Linked DNA regions of Homo sapiens: region 2 is linked to region 1. A link is an interaction called in ENCODE POLR2A ChIA-PET data of the cell type or tissue named here. Cell type or tissue: CD4-positive, alpha-beta T cell. All regions are shown on one strand. Links, peaks and the distances in the headings refer to the core of each region. The heading gives the core; the rest is flanking DNA. Region 1 overlaps CARD19 (caspase recruitment domain family member 19). Region 2 overlaps WNK2 (WNK lysine deficient protein kinase 2).

The links. ChIA-PET counts read pairs that join two places held together with the same protein. Peaks named below come from ENCODE experiments on the same cell type or tissue, not always from the same donor. Only the 100,000 strongest peaks of a DNase experiment are listed, where the experiment ranks them.
Region 2: POLR2A ChIA-PET joins it to region 1 with 10 read pairs; 3 of 35 experiments call an interaction of 5 or more read pairs at or near these places.

Annotation. Positions count from the first base shown.
Region 1 is chr9:93,112,794-93,119,780 of GRCh38, reverse strand. CARD19 (caspase recruitment domain family member 19) reads right to left here. Exons shown (of 6, transcript NM_032310.5): 6 at 6,498-6,789. The coding sequence ends at 6,674. Among named protein-coding and RNA genes, the nearest start is that of NINJ1, 18 kb to the left of the region's middle. RefSeq lists enhancers at 1-398, 4,484-5,431, 5,432-6,380. In CD4-positive, alpha-beta T cell, for the core only: no CTCF peak of the experiment used is centred there; DNase peaks (open chromatin) are centred at 3,560 and 3,971.
Region 2 is chr9:93,186,128-93,193,919 of GRCh38, reverse strand. The region is part of intron 2 of WNK2 (WNK lysine deficient protein kinase 2); the gene reads right to left. Among named protein-coding and RNA genes, the nearest start is that of WNK2, 5.9 kb to the right of the region's middle. RefSeq lists a silencer at 688-906, a cis regulatory region at 4,433 and enhancers at 4,349-4,518, 3,743-4,676, 6,778-7,743. In CD4-positive, alpha-beta T cell, for the core only: no CTCF peak of the experiment used is centred there; no DNase peak of the experiment used is centred there; H3K27me3 peaks cover 261 bases.

The sequences.
Region 1 (6,987 bases), core at 636-5,635:
TGCTGCTGCCCCCTGAAGAGCATCCTTCCAGGCCCCCGTCGGCTGGCCGGGGCTTAGCTCTAAGGTTACTCCAGAGGCCGTCCTGACCAGTCTGATGCCGCCCCTCCCTGATCACTGTCTTGGCCCCATTACAATTTATGCTCTGGTGCCTTGGGATGGAGTCACTGTCCATGTTGCCAGAGACAGTGCGGCCAGGTGGACTCTCCCCTGGAGCTGGAGTCTGAGTCCAGCCCAAGTCCAGGGCAGGCACTCCGAGAATGAGTGTTCTGCCTGCTGGGTCTCCTGAGGGCCAAGGGGCTCTGCTGGAGCTGGGGGCATGGCTTGGCACCCGCATCCCTGTCTGTGCTTCTCCTACTTAAGGATCCTTTGTCTGACCTGGCTCTCCTACCAGATGCCATCACCTATCTGCAGCCTGTGTCCTCAGCACTGTCCAGCATATAGTAGGTGCTCAGTAAATGTCTGGGGCAGAACCCACTCACTTGCCTGTATGTGCTAGGCCCTGTGCATGTGTCACAGCAGCCAAGGGACAGACAAAAAACAGGCCCAGGAGCTGCTCAGAGCCAAGCTACCTTCTGGGAAGGTTTGACAGCGCCTATGGGGTCCTGGGACCTGATGTATCCACTCCAGCCAGTCCTGCCCGTGGATTCAGCTCTGTTCTCACGGGGGACCTGGAAAGTGAACAAGATGCACCCACGAAGTTGGGTGGTGGGGGGGGACATGGAGGGACACACAGGGAGCTCAGGAGGAATGGGCAGGGAGGTCAGTAGGTGACCTGGGATGATGGCGAGGGGCCATGCAGAAGTCTGGGAAGAAGGTTTGAGGGCAAGGAAGCCTTTGCACAAGTCCTGTGAGCTGGGCTGGTGTTGGGGAAGCAGTGAGGTGCGGGGGCAGGTAGGGGCAGTCGCATAGAGCTGGAGATGACCAACTGGGCAGAGTGTGATGGGAGGGTTTCCTAACCTCTTTCCTATAACAGAGAGATTATTAGATAGATTGATAGATGGTAGATACGTGGGTGGATGGATGGATGGATGAACAGACGGACGGACGGATGATGGATGGATGGTCAGATAGATTAGATGATTAGATAGATTAGATAGATAATAGATGATAGATGCTGGATGGTCAGATGGATGATTAGATAGAGATGATTGATAGAAGCTGTTGTATTTGATGGAAAAGAGTAAAAGATGAAAAGATTGACTGATAGATGAGAAATAGATGACATATGGATAGCTTGATAGATGACGGATAGAAGATAGATGTGAAGGCAGGCATAGATCTCAGTGGGTTGTTCCAAGGTGAAGAGGTACCGCTGTGCCAGCCCGAAGCCCAGTCTCGGCCCCTCACTCCCTTACAGGGATCCCTTGCTCAGGTCTCTTCATGGCTTAGGTGCCCTGTGCGTGTCCTTGACACTGCTTATTCCTGCCCACCTAAAAGCACTGGAAGTGTCTTCTAAGTCTTGTTGGATCTACAGGCTCCCTCTCCCAGGGCAGTGCTTTCTATCTGGTTCATCCTTGAAGGACCTGGCCCATTCATTCCCATGTGCAGAGTAAGGATGAGGGCAGCTCATGTCAGATGAGTGGGGAGGCAACTGGACCTCCATTCAAGGTGCTGGGCCCAGGCCTGGTACGGCCAGGCAGGGAGGAGCACCTGATTCTGGGTGTATTGGCCATTTGTGACAGAACCCACGCCACACCCTACGCCCAGCCCTCCCCTCCATTTCCTAGGGCCTCCTCTTCCACCTGTGTTCAATCAGAGTGGAGTGCCTGTTTCTTCACTGCATTATTCTTTTTTTTTTTTTTTTTTTGGCACTGCATTATTCTTAACAATCATAGGACTGGGCCCAGCATGGTGGCTCACGCCTGTAATCCTAGCACTTTGGGATGCCTAGACAGGTGGATCACCTGAGCTCAGGAGTTCATGACCAGCCTGGACAACATGGCAAAACCCTGTCTCTACTAAAACTACAAAAAAATTAGCTGGGCACGGTGGCACATGCCTGTAATCCCAGCTACTCAGGAGGCTGAGGCACGAGAATTGCTTGAACCCGGGAGGTGCAGGTTGCAGCAAACTGAGATCGCACCACTGCACTGCAGCCTTGGCAACAGAGTGAGAGATTTCTGTATCAAAAAAAAAAAAAAAAAGGTCAGGCACGGTGGCTCATGCCTGTAATCCCAGCACTTTGGGACGCCAAAGTGGGCAGATCACGAGGTCAGGAGTTCGAGACCAGCCTCGCCAACATGGTGAAACCCCTGTCTCTATTAAAATACAAAAATAAGCCGGGTGTGGTGGTGGGCGCCTGTAATCCCAGCTACTCAGGAAGCGGAGGCAGGAGAATCATTTGAACCTGGGAGGTGAAGGTTGCAGTGAGCCAAGATCGCACCACTGCACTCCAGCCTGGGAGACAGGGCAAGACTCAAAAAAAAAAAGGGGCCGGGTGCAGTGGCTCATGCCTGTAATCCCACCATTTTGGGAGGCTGAGACGCGCGGATCACTAGGTCAGGAGATCGAGACCATCCTGGCTAACACAGTGAAACCCCTTCTTTACTAAAAATACAAAAAAAAAAAAAATTAGCTGGCCGTGGTGGCAGGTGCCTGTAGTCCCAGCTACTCGGGAGGCTGAGGCAGGAGAATGGCGTGAACCTGGGAGGCGGAGCTTGCATGAGCCAAGATCGCCCCACTGTACTCCAGCCTGGGCGACAAGAGCCAGACTCCGTCTCAAAAAATAATAATAATAAATTAGAGGTCTGAATGCTTTCATATTTTTCTTCTCTTTCTCTCAAATACTTTACTTTAGAGGAAACACTAACTCCAGGTGCTGTTGACCTGTTGTGACCGCAGGAAGCTGCCCCACCAGCTGCAGCCTCTGTGGCCCCCAGCCCAGCACGTCCTCGTCCTTCCAGCCAGTGAACAGCCGGGTTCTCCCACCAGCTGTCTTCAGGCCAGTTTTAGGCCAGTGTAGCCCACTCCCTCCAAACCTGTGGCTGCAGTAGGGTCTGTGGAGACCCACCCCTGGTCCCTCACCCCCCTGCAAGGTAGTGCTAGGGTCCCCTCCCCAGATCTGATCAAGATTTGGGGTCCCACTGCAACCCCCATCCAGCACTTGCCCAGCCAGGCTGCGGGAGGGTGGGTGTTCCTCGACTGCCAGAGTCCCCATTCTCATGCTAACGTTACAGCTGGGGGGACCAAGGCTCTGAGCTGTGACATGACCCCAGCAGGCCGTGGTGACAACAGCATGCCCCCAGTACTCTGTCTCCCGAGTGCCCCTCAGGTGTGGGGGACAGTAGGGCGCACAAGAGGCTGGACCCCCTCCCAGATTCTGAACCTGTCTGCATGAGGGTGGGTGTCCAGGCTCACCCAAGGAAGGCCAGAACCCTGTGGCTGCTGAGACCCAGGGTTTGTGCAGAGGTGTGAGAGGCACTGAGTGGGCAGGACCCCTGTGAGCCCTCTATGGAGGAGCCACCGGCCCCGGTCACAAGGCACTGAGCCGGCAGAACTGGAAGCAGCAGCACAACAAAGCTGCGTCAGCACCCCCAAAACCCAGCCTGTGTTTGTAGTCAGCAGGGTCATTTCTCCCAGACCGGTACCGTGGATTGTGCAAGACCAGCTATACTTCCGGCCTCTGAGCTCAAGTGCCCTGTGTCCTTGCTGACCTGTGACAAATATACTCCTGGGTTCCATACTAGGTCCCCCAACACCCCTCCCTCACCCCTTCCTCACCCCCACCCTCACCCCTCCCTCCCTCCCTCCTCCCTCAATTCCTTCCCTCACCTCTCCCTCACCCCGTCACCTCCCTCCTTCACCCCTCCCTCACCCCCCCATGCCCTCCTTCACTCTCCTTCACCCTCTCCTTCACTCTCTCTCTCCTCCCTCAACTCCTTCCCTCACCTCTCCCTCACCCACTTCCACCTCCCTCCTTCACCCGTCTCTCACCCCCACCCCTCCCTCACCCCCTCCCTCCTTCACCCGTCTCTCACCCCCTCAACCCTCCCTCACCCCCTCCCTCACCCCTCCCTCACTCCTCCTTCACCCCCTCTCTCACCCCTCCCTTATCCCCTCCCTCACTCCTCCCTCATCCCCTCCCTCACTCCTCCCTCATCACCTCCCTTACCTCCTCCCTCACCCCCTCCCTTACCCCTCCCTTACCTCTCCCTAACCCTCTCTCACCCCTCCTCACCTTCTCCCTCACTCCCTCTCTCACCCCTCCCTCCCCCCAACTCCTTCCCTCACCTCTCCCTCACACCCTTTCACCTACCTCCTTCACCCCCCTCACCCCTCCCTCACCTCTCCCTCACCCCTCCCTCACCCCTCCCTCACCCCTCATTCACCCCCCTCCCTCACCCCTACCTCACCCCCTCCCTCATCTCCTTCCTCACCTACCTCACACACCCCCTCATTCCCCTTCCTTCATCTCCCTCCCTCATCCACACCCCCTTCCTCACTACCCCTCTTTCCTTCACTCACTCTCCCTCACAACCCTCTGCATTTCACCTCCAGCTCTCCCACAACCCCTCCCTCACACCAAAGCTTTGGTAATGGGAGTTCCCTCGACCCCAGCATCTCCTACCAGCTCCTGCACAGTTCTGGATGTCAGAACAGCATCCCATGTTCAGGTGTGGTAGCTTGGAGGAAACTGCTCTTCTTACTGGGGTATCATGAGGGCTTCCTGGAGGAAGTGGCATTCCTGAAGGATGAGTTGATGAGAGGGGCTGGTAAGGAGTCCCAAGCCGAGGGAGCAGCACGGTTTTTGCCTGAACACCTGCAGCACAGGTGTGGAGGCGCAGGACACGGCCATCTGTGGGTGTAGTGTGGAAGCGGGGACTCAGGGCAGCCAGGAGGGCCTCACGTGCCCAAGGGTGCCTTCCCCTCCCCTGGGGACCTAGTTCACTGCTGGTCACAGGAACTGGTTGGCCCGGTGGTTAGCAGAGCTGGGCCTGATGGGCGGCTGAGGCACAGACATGGGCGCTTATCATTCTCCCTCCTCCAGGTTCCAGCCTCAAAGGGTGGGGCAACCACCAGGCGGGAGGCGGCAGATGCAAGAGTAGGCCTGGCTGGTGGTCGAGGATGTCACAGACTCAGCCCCAGGCTTGAGTCCAGTTGGTCAGGGATGGAGCTGGGGGTAGCTGGGCGCTGGGAGGGCAGTCCAAGGACAGTGGGGCTCAGGACCTGGCTGACATGGGCCTCGGGGGAGGGCGGTGGGTGCACACAGATGGACAGGGGAGTCAGCAGTCCTCGGGCCAGGCAGCCCCTCACTGAGGAATGACACCCTGCCCAAGCGGCCTGGGGAGTCAGGGCCTCAGGTCATGTCAGGCAGCCCTGAGGAGGTGCGTGTGTCCTCCACGGCCTCAGGTGGGGCCACCTAGGACTTGCCCAGGCCACACACTGGCCTGTGCCCTGCCTGCCTCGGAGGTTTCCTACCTTCAGCTGACGCAGTCATAGAATGTTACTGTCCCTGGAGACCCCTCCTTCACCCTCCAGGGGCAAGTCACACCTGTCTACACCCTTCACCCAGACACCTGTCACCTTCACTAAGTGTGTCTCCTTTACCCAGGCATTAAAGGCATCTGTAGCAAGGTGGTAAATTCCTAAAAGGATTTCTGAGGGGGAGGGGGTGCTGTGACAGAGCGCAGGCTCAAGGAGGAGTCCCGAGGGAGGGATCCCATTTCACAGGTGGGCAAAGGGGCTGAGACTGGAGCACAGGCCCTGGCCCCATGGCTCAGGGTGGAGGAGGGAGAGGGCAGCTAGGGCTGTCCCCCGGCCACCCCACTCAGTGGGCGCATGGCAGCCTGGCAGGTGGGAGGGCTCTGAGGCACTGGCTTTCCTTGCCCCTGGCCCTCAGTTCCCTGAAGGGGCAGGCACTGTGATGACCCAAGCAGCAGGGCTGCATGGTAATGGGATGTCATGTCCTGGAGCTCCATACTCCACCGGCAGCCTGGTTCCCACTGTCATGTGCGCTGGGACCCTGCGACTGAGCAGGGTCCCTCCAGGAGCTGCGCCCATAGCCTCGCCCTGCCAGTGGCATCGCCCCAGCATTAGGGGTTCCCAGCACCTTCTGGGGCAAAGCCTGGGTGCCTCCAGAAACCCCCTGGAAAATGCAAACTCATGATGATTCTGTGGGTTGACAAATATTCTCGTTTCCCCACAAAAAGGCTTGGGGGAGGAGCTGACAAGGGGAGGGAATCAGGTGTCCGGTCCAGGCTCAGCAGCTGGGGTGGGGGGAGTGGGTGTGTGTGTGTGTGTGTGTGTGTGTGTGTGTGTGTGTGTGTGTGGCACATGAGGTGTGAGGAGGGGGCAGTGTGGGGAACATCTGAGGTGGGGAGGCAGTGCCTGGCGGCTTATCCGAGGCAGGTGAGTCCATGTGGAGGGCGTCCTGTCTGGGGGGTCTGTGCCAGCAGCTGGATGTGGGGATGCTGGGAATACCAGGGCCAGCCCCAGCTGGAGCAGCCATAGCTGCAGTCATCTCTGAAACACCCCTGAGACTGAGGAACGAGGCAGGCTGAGAGAACCTGAACATTTAATATGGTCAGCACCTTGTAAGGTGAAGGTGTGTTTTTTACACAAATTATAAATAATGAAAAATATGCATTTAGAAAAAGAAGCAGCAGTCCCCTTGGCGGGCCGGCTCGAGGACTCTTTGGTTGAGTGGCAGGTGAGGCCCTGGGTCCAGGGTCTGTCAGAGCCCCCCTAGGTCATCTGCCAGGAAGGCCAGCAGGTAGCGGCTGACATGTCTGTCGATGATGACAGGCGAGAAACCGAGGACGCGCCGGGTCCCTGGCAGGCCCTTGGGGTCTAGAAGACAAAAGGGGAGGCAAAAGCTCAAGAACCAGTCCCAGAGGTGAATTCTGTGTTTCCATCCCTCCTGCGGGGGTGGGTGGGAACAGGCACTGGGACAGGGTGCTCCCTCCCGGTCATGGTCTCGGCTTGAGTTGAAAAGACAAGAATTAGGGCAGATTCCAGAGCCCCCAGCTCCCACCCGAGTGACCCACG
Region 2 (7,792 bases), core at 1,946-6,945, 73 kb before region 1:
TTGATCAACTCATCTGTTCTTTTACCAATACTGCACTGCCTTGACCACTTTTCTTTCATTCTTTTTAAAAAATGTTAATATAATTTAATGAGAGCCAATTTAAATAAGAAGTCGTAATCAAGTATTCTGGGAAATGCTTAGAATTCAATGCTCCAGGGAAGAGAATTGGATGTGAAAACTCTCAGAAGCAGGAAAACTTACAGACAGTGTTCAGGTTGCCAACCTCCAGCGTCCCCACTCAGTCCTCTCCACCCAGCTGGGATTCCCCAAAACACAGCCCTGAATTGTCTATGGTCAGAGGCAGATCCTAGCTTGCTTTTCAAAAATCCCAGCTGCTGCCGTTCACACCCTTTTCCTTATCTGCAGCTCAAGCACTAAGGCAACAGCGGCACAGGTGCCCACAGCTCCCGGGCGGGGAGACAGGCAGCCTCGGGAACCAGCCTCCACCTGCTGGCTCGGCTTGCTCTCCACATCTCTACTGGAGACAACTGTTTATTTTGCAGGGGGAGCAAGACGGGTGAAAAGAGGTTGACCTGAGGCCCCTGTGTGCTCAGGTGAAACACATTTCTCTCAATAGAGCCCCCAGCCATGAAGGGCAGCTAACACCATCCACACTGCACAAAAGGGTAAACCGAGGCTCGCAGAAACAGGTGCCCTCCCATGGCCACGCACTGGGAACATGGCAGGGCCCTCCTACCCCTGGGGTATTTTGTATGCACCAGGGCAGTGCGGCTGGGACCTTTGGGGCGACGTCCTTCCTGGCTTTGAGGCTCCCAAACCCCCCTTCCCACCACAGCAAGCAGATGCTGATGCCCCATCACGGCTGCACAGCCAGGACGGACCACAAGGGAGACCCAGACACACGGCCCAAACCCCTGCTGGGCCAGGTCAAGTTCTTCTCCATCAACGAGGTGACCTAAAGCTCCATGCCATCACCTTGGGTGTCTTCCAGCTGCAGCCTGAAGCCAGACCCAAGCCACAGGCCCTGAGAGACACCTACAAGATGACTATGGGCATAGAAGGGCTGCAGCTCCCAGCTGTCCTGGAAGGTGAGGGGCAAGTCCAGCCAGCCCAGGACCACTGGCCAGCTCCACCCAAACCGTGGACTCATGGTGGCCAGCAGGGCCCAGGGGTGGGAAGAAGGGTAACTCCCAAGGGAAGGGACAGTTGTCTTTAAGGTGCAGCACAGTTCCCAATTTTGTCTTAGCACCTAAAACTCGGAATCTGCTGCCCATTGTATGAATCATGTTTTGAAACAGTTCTGGCATCCTGGAGCACCCTCCTGTCCTGGGCAGCCCCTCTGGGCAGGGTAATGAGCTCCTCCCTCTTGGCCCCCCGAGACACAGTCCTGGCCCATCCCTGCACTCCTGGGGTGCCTACCCAGGCTCCCAACTCAGGATCAGCCTGGGAGATCCCACTCCACCCGAGGACCACCCTTGGCCACCTACAAAGCACTCAGATTAAGCATGTCCCAAGCCAAGGCCTGCCCTTCCCCTAAATCCACATTTCCCCCTCCCCCTCAGAGGACAGCAGCCACATCCTGCCAGGCCCAAAGCTGCTGCCACACCATGATTCCTACCTTCTCTCTCTCTCTTTTTTTTTTTTCTTGAGACGGAGTCTCGCTCTGTCGCCGGGCTGGAGTGCAGTGGTGCGATCTCGGCTCACTCAACCTCCGCCTCCTGGGTTCAAGCGATTCTCTTGCCTCAGCCTCCCGAGTAGCTGGGACTACAGGTGCCTGCCACCACGCCCAGCTAATTTTTGTATTTTTAGTACAGACGGGGTTTCACCATGTTGGCCAGGATGGCCTCAATCTCTTGACCTCGTGTTCCGCCCACCTCGGCCTCCCAAAGTGCTGGGATTACAGGCATGAGCCACCACGCCTGGCCTTTTTTTTTTGAGACGGAGTCTTGCTCTGTCGCCAGGTTGGAGTGCAGTGGCACGATCTCAGCTCACTGCAACCTGTCTCCTGGGTTCAAGCGATTCTTCTGCCTCAGCCCTACAAGTAGCTGGGATTACAGGTGCCCGCCACCATACTTGGCTAATTTTTTTGTATTTTTAGTAGAGACGAGGTTTCACCATGTTGGCCAGGCTGGTTTCAAACTCTTGACCTCAAATGATCCACCCGTCTCAACCTAAGTGCTGGGATTACAGGCGTGAGTCACCATGCCTGGACGATTCCTACCTTCTCTACCTTCAGATCTGATGTAAATCCTGTGCTCTCCACCTTCAAATGCACCCAGAATCTGATGCTTCTCCCCTCCCCGCCTCTATCCCACCCAGTACCAGCCCTGTAATCTCTCACCTAGACAGTGGCAGTCACCTCCCTGCTGGTCCCCTGCCTCTACCCTCATCCCCAACTGTCCCCAAGGTGGCCAGAGAGATCCTGTCAAAACCTCACTCCACTCCCGCCCCTCCTCCAGCCTCGCTCAGAACTCCCCAACCTGCCCAATACATTTCCAGGTCTCACAGGCTCTGTCTCCCAGGGCGGTGACCTGTCCTGCTCACTATGGTACCCCAGGTCTAGAACCAGGACACACGTTCAACAAATGCTCACTGAGTCAACATACACACAAGCCTGCACTGTTGAGACCCAAGCACAGGCCTCTGGAACCTTCAGGAACATCCGCTCCCTCCCCTTCTCTTGATGCTATCTTTTGGCTAGCTGTCCATCAATAAAGCTTTACGCAACCTCAGAGTAAGCCCCCAGCTGTCCCCGGAAATGACAGGACAGGGTGGGGGGATGCAACTCTCAGGGCCCACGAGATCTTCCCGCTGACCTGGAGCTTGTCTTGGACTTGGTGGCCACTTGCTTCCCAGAGCCTGACACAGTCGTGGCACTGCCACCAAGTCTAGGTTCTCATAGTCCAATCCAATCCAGTCCTCCGTGGGGGTCTCCAGCGCAGGCCCCATCTTGCACCTCCTTGGCCTCTTCCAGCCCTGATGTGTCCCGGCCCCTTTGTCTCCCTTGCTGTAAGATGGTCTATAGACTGTCCCCATCTGGGTCTGTCTGGTGTCCCAGTGGCCACCTCTAGGTCACCTGGGTCTGTTATATCCTCTGGAAAAGCAGCCGCCTAGAGGAGGGCCCAAGATCAAGCCTGGAGACGCGGGTGACCCGTGAAGCAGCCAGGGCACGTGTGGACATTTGCGTCCACGTTTAATGTGAGGAAAAATAAGAACACTGACCCTCAGCTGCCCCAGCCACATCCCAGGCACTCCGCAGGGCCTGTGGACACAAATGCAGAGGCAGGATGTTTCTGCCACCACGGAAGGTTCCAGTGCTGCGGGAGGGCATGTCCAGCTGCCCTGGCAGACCTCCTAACATGCTGACGAGGAATGAGAAAACACAAGCTTTGGCAATGGCAAATCAAATCATTTGCAATGGCAAATGGCATGTGGGGGCTGGCCCTCCACACATCTGAGCCAGTGCTGGGGTCCTCCCTCTGGGGCTCAGAAAGCAGCACAGGTACGCTCGAGTCCCATGGTGGCCTGGTCCTGATTCAGCTCAGCCAGGCGCCCACACGGCACCACTGAGCCACAGGAGCACCTGCTTCTAGTAGAAAACAAGCTGTGGTGCCTCAGCCTCAATGTGTCCCCCATGACGGTGACCTGCACAGGCTGCTGTCTGTCATCGCTGCTGACACACACCTCGCCACCACCACTCGGGGGGCAGAAGCACCACTGAGAGCTTGGCGCCCACATTTCTGCCCCGGTGGGAGGGAGGGAAAGTCCGTCTGCACAGGCCTTTCAGGGAGCTAGCGCCAGCCTTTTTTGCCAGCTAAACCAAAACCATGGTCAGCATGGTGCAGAAAACATCTCGCCCAGGAAAGCAAATTCAGTGCTGGCATCCAACTGATTTCAAATTACAACTCTCCCAATAAAATTAAGCACTTCAGAGAATTTTTAAAAGGGGTGACCACCAGCCAAATCGGGTCAAGCCTTCTGATTGTCTTGCCCCAGTAAGTGAGTGCCATGCACCTCCTCTGTGCCCGGCACTGGCTCGTCCCCTCGTCTCCTCTTCTCCCCATTTCAGCTGGGTCAGGGCTAAAAGCAGGTGAGGCTGGCAGCCGGGCCTCTAACGAGAGGCCATCGGGGCAAAGCACGCAGGCTCTCCAGTCCCCCAAACCCTGGCCTAAGGCTGCGTGGCCCATGACATGCAGAACGCCTGCCTAGAAAGGTGATAAGGATCCCACCTGCACGGGATGACGGGCCAGCTCAGCACTGGCACTGGCGGGGCTGCCAGCGGCTGGGAGAGAGGCTGTCGGGTGGCTGGGCTGTCCTTGGAGGATGGTGGGGGGACCACCCACTTGGCACAGGCCATACTCAGCGAGTCTCCTCTGGCATCATCCACTCCCAGACCCAGGAAGATGGACAGGACACTGAGACACCCGGCTGGGGCAGGACACATCGTTCCTTGAGCCCTGCCCCCTCTGGGTGGCACCAAGCAGCAGCAAGACCTACTTTGTAACTTTCTGGAACTAGAAGCAGCGCCCCCACCCTTAGTCCTCTTTAGGACTCCACCGCTCTCCCAGGGCCCAGCAAGTGCTCTGAGCTGAGGATCAAGGAATGTACGTCTCTATGAAGTAGAAAGACCCCATGCTGGGTGCAGGCCCCAGCACCATCTTGGGAAACTCAGGTTCCAGCCCTGCCACAGCAGCTCAGAGGCAGTGGCACTGAGATCCTAAGATCCTGTGTCCCCTAAAGTAGGGAGTTGCTGACAGGGAGGCGTCAGTGTTGTTAAAGGGGGTGAAAACCAAGCTTACTCCAGGTCCCCAAGGGAGACACAGCAGAAACAGGAAGGTCCGGGAAAGGCAAACAGGCTGCCTCCCTGGGTCTGAGTTGGCTATGTTTTCTCAACCTGGGGACCTGTCGCCAGCTCAAAGGTGGCAGCAAGTGAGAGTGGGAGCCCTGAGCCACATGGAACAGTGTTGGTCCAGCAACGTGGGTAGCCAAGAAGGGCAAGGAAGTCACAAAAGCTCAACACCAAAAGGAGAAGGGAACAAGATTGTGCTGACCCAACAGAAGGTGGCAGAGCAAGGGGTGGCCACAGCACCACGCCAGGCACCTCCCCGTTGCTGTATTGTGGCCTCACCACCCCCTAGAGGAGGGTCTTGTAGAAGGTCAGGCCAGTGACCCAGATCAGCACCCCCAGGGTAGCTGGGCCGGCTATGGCAGGTGGCAGACGCTCCCAGAGCCGACACGGAGCCCCAGGCTACCCCGCACCCTGTCTGACAGTACAGGGGTCTGTGGGGGAACCAGGGCTGGCCAAAGATGACCACAGGAACACAGGACATGTGGGCAAGGAGGAAGGCGGTGGGATTCTGGTGTTTTACTTCCTTGTTACCATAATGTGTTCTGCTGCCAAGAATAAAAGTTTATTCAAGAGAAGAATGACAGGGAGGTATTTTAAAATGGCTTCCCCCACAAAAAACAGTGCAGGTTCCAGCTTTGCACATCTGGAGAATTCAGAAGGTGAAACACCTCACTGCCCTTCGATGTGAGATAAATAAATATTACCCTCTCTACAGAGTTCTTTCAACACTAATTTATCAAAGGAAATCAGATGTCCTCTAAGCCAGGCTTACTAGGTCCACATGAAGGCGTTTCTCCCGTCTGGCAGGGAACCCTGAAAAACACAAGTGAGCCCCACTGGCGCCTCTCAGTTCTCCAGGGAGGCCCCCCAGCCTGTGGAGGGCAGAAAGGGGAACACAGCCCAGGCACCTGGACAGACTGCAGGTGCTGCGGGAGTAGGGGAAGAAAGGGATAGAGGCCAAGAGCAATTCCAAGAAGGGCTCCTGGCTGAAGGCAACATCCCCCTAGACCCTCCCTCTACAGTGTAAAGCGTGACTCCCAGGAACCCTCCCCATGCCCAGAATGCTAGCGGTCATGTGCAGGATGGCATCTCCACACTGTGGACTAAGAGAGCCCCTCACGACACAAAGCCAACACACCTAGAGAAGGAGCACCCACCTGTCACCCTTCCCTGCTCAGTGAGACCTGACCCCACATCCCACCCAGGAGCACACTCCCCTCGCAGAGTCCAACGCCCCTCCCACAGCCCCTGATCTCCCTGCAGCCCTACACCCCACCCTCTTCCGTTCCACACGCCCAGCAGCCCCTGGCCCATACCCAGGACATCACACAGGCAGTCCCATCAGTCCTTCCAATAGCTCTGCACAAAGTCAGCCTACACCACTCTACACACAGGCAGGGGCCCTCCTCCCCTGATCCCACAATGCCCTGCCATCTCCTCACTGGTGACCTTGGGGGTTGTTCCCCTCAGTCCTCACAGTTTGTGATGACGAGACTTCCAGCACAGCCCCAACACACACCAAGTTCTCAGCAAAGGGGGCTATTCTAAGCAGGTCCAGACTCCCTCTCATGGAAAACCCTCTCAGATCAGCACAGAGAGAGCTGATCCCAAATGACACACATCGACTAGGGACAAATGTTGGAGGTACTTCTTTTGGGGGAGATGCAGGGAAACCACAAGTTTGGGGCACCAGTAACATCCTGGCAAGGAACATCAACATATAGACAAAAAGCATATAGACCAGAAGCACCTCTCGGTTGCTGTTCCCACCTAGAGTCAAGGAGCAAGAGACCCCTGGACAGAGGCCAGGCTCCACCCCATGCCTGCAGGGGACAGACCCAGAGACAGAATCGCCTGCGTTTCCTTAAAGGGAATGGGAACTAACAAGCTCCAAGAGTCACATGCGCCTGCGATGCCTCAGCCAGATCAGCAGGCTCTGGCTGCCGAGGTCTAACTCAAATCCAGCCTACTGCAGCACCCCTGTTCCATCCACCACCCTGCAGAGGCAGCACCTGAGGGTGCTCCGGTCAGAAGGGCAAGAGCAGGAAGACCGCTCGCCAGAATCAAGAGTCGTCTCCCCTTTCAGGCCCTCTCTTCTCTCTGCTTTCCCTTGCAGCAGGAATGCCCAGCACACCCCAGGACCCCCAGATCACAGCCCCCTGCCCCACCCACTGCCTTTCCTGTACCATCAGAACCTACAGGACCATGAGGGAGGGGAGCTGTTCAGTCCCTCCTAAGGACCTCACACAATGCCACTGACCCCTAACTTGAAAAGCCACATCTCCAAGGCAGAACCAAGGGGTGGTGGAGAGGCAGGTCTCTGGAGCTCTTTGTCTTGGGAGAAAGGCTGACGACAGGTCGACACCCACCGAATTATCCAGGCTTGCACACACACGCAGGCCACCCTGTCGGGGCCGGAGGATATAGCAATTGAATCCCACTTCTGAGTCAAAAATGCAAGAGTCCCGCAGTGTGGCCAGCGGCCCCAGAACACAGCTTGCCCCAGCTAGCCCCAGCCCCGTTTCAGGCCTGGACTGGACAGCCAGCTAACTTTACAGGCCAACAGAGTACACTTACACCTCCAGCCGGCACTCTCCCAGACTGGCTCACGCCTGACAGCTGCCCACCTCCAAGGAGGGAGGCCTGTAAACACCCCCTGGACAGGCATGGCCTCTGCTTCCTAGGCTGTCCCAGGACAGCTAAGGTGGCTGTTTATATAATCTTGCAGGGCTGGGGCTGACACCACGGTGATGGCAGGATTATGAAAAATGCATGCCCAGAGCCTCTGCAGCCAAGAAAAACCCCCACACGCATTCTGCATGACTCGGTTTTAAGACCTCTCACACGTCCATTTTGTGAACAAATGGAGCTCTCAGAGCAGCAGAGGCGACTAACCACACTTCCAGGCCTTGCCCAGCTGTCCCCAGAGCTCTACCAGGCACCACCTCTGGGTCACAGGCCCTGGGTCAGAAGAAGTCTCTG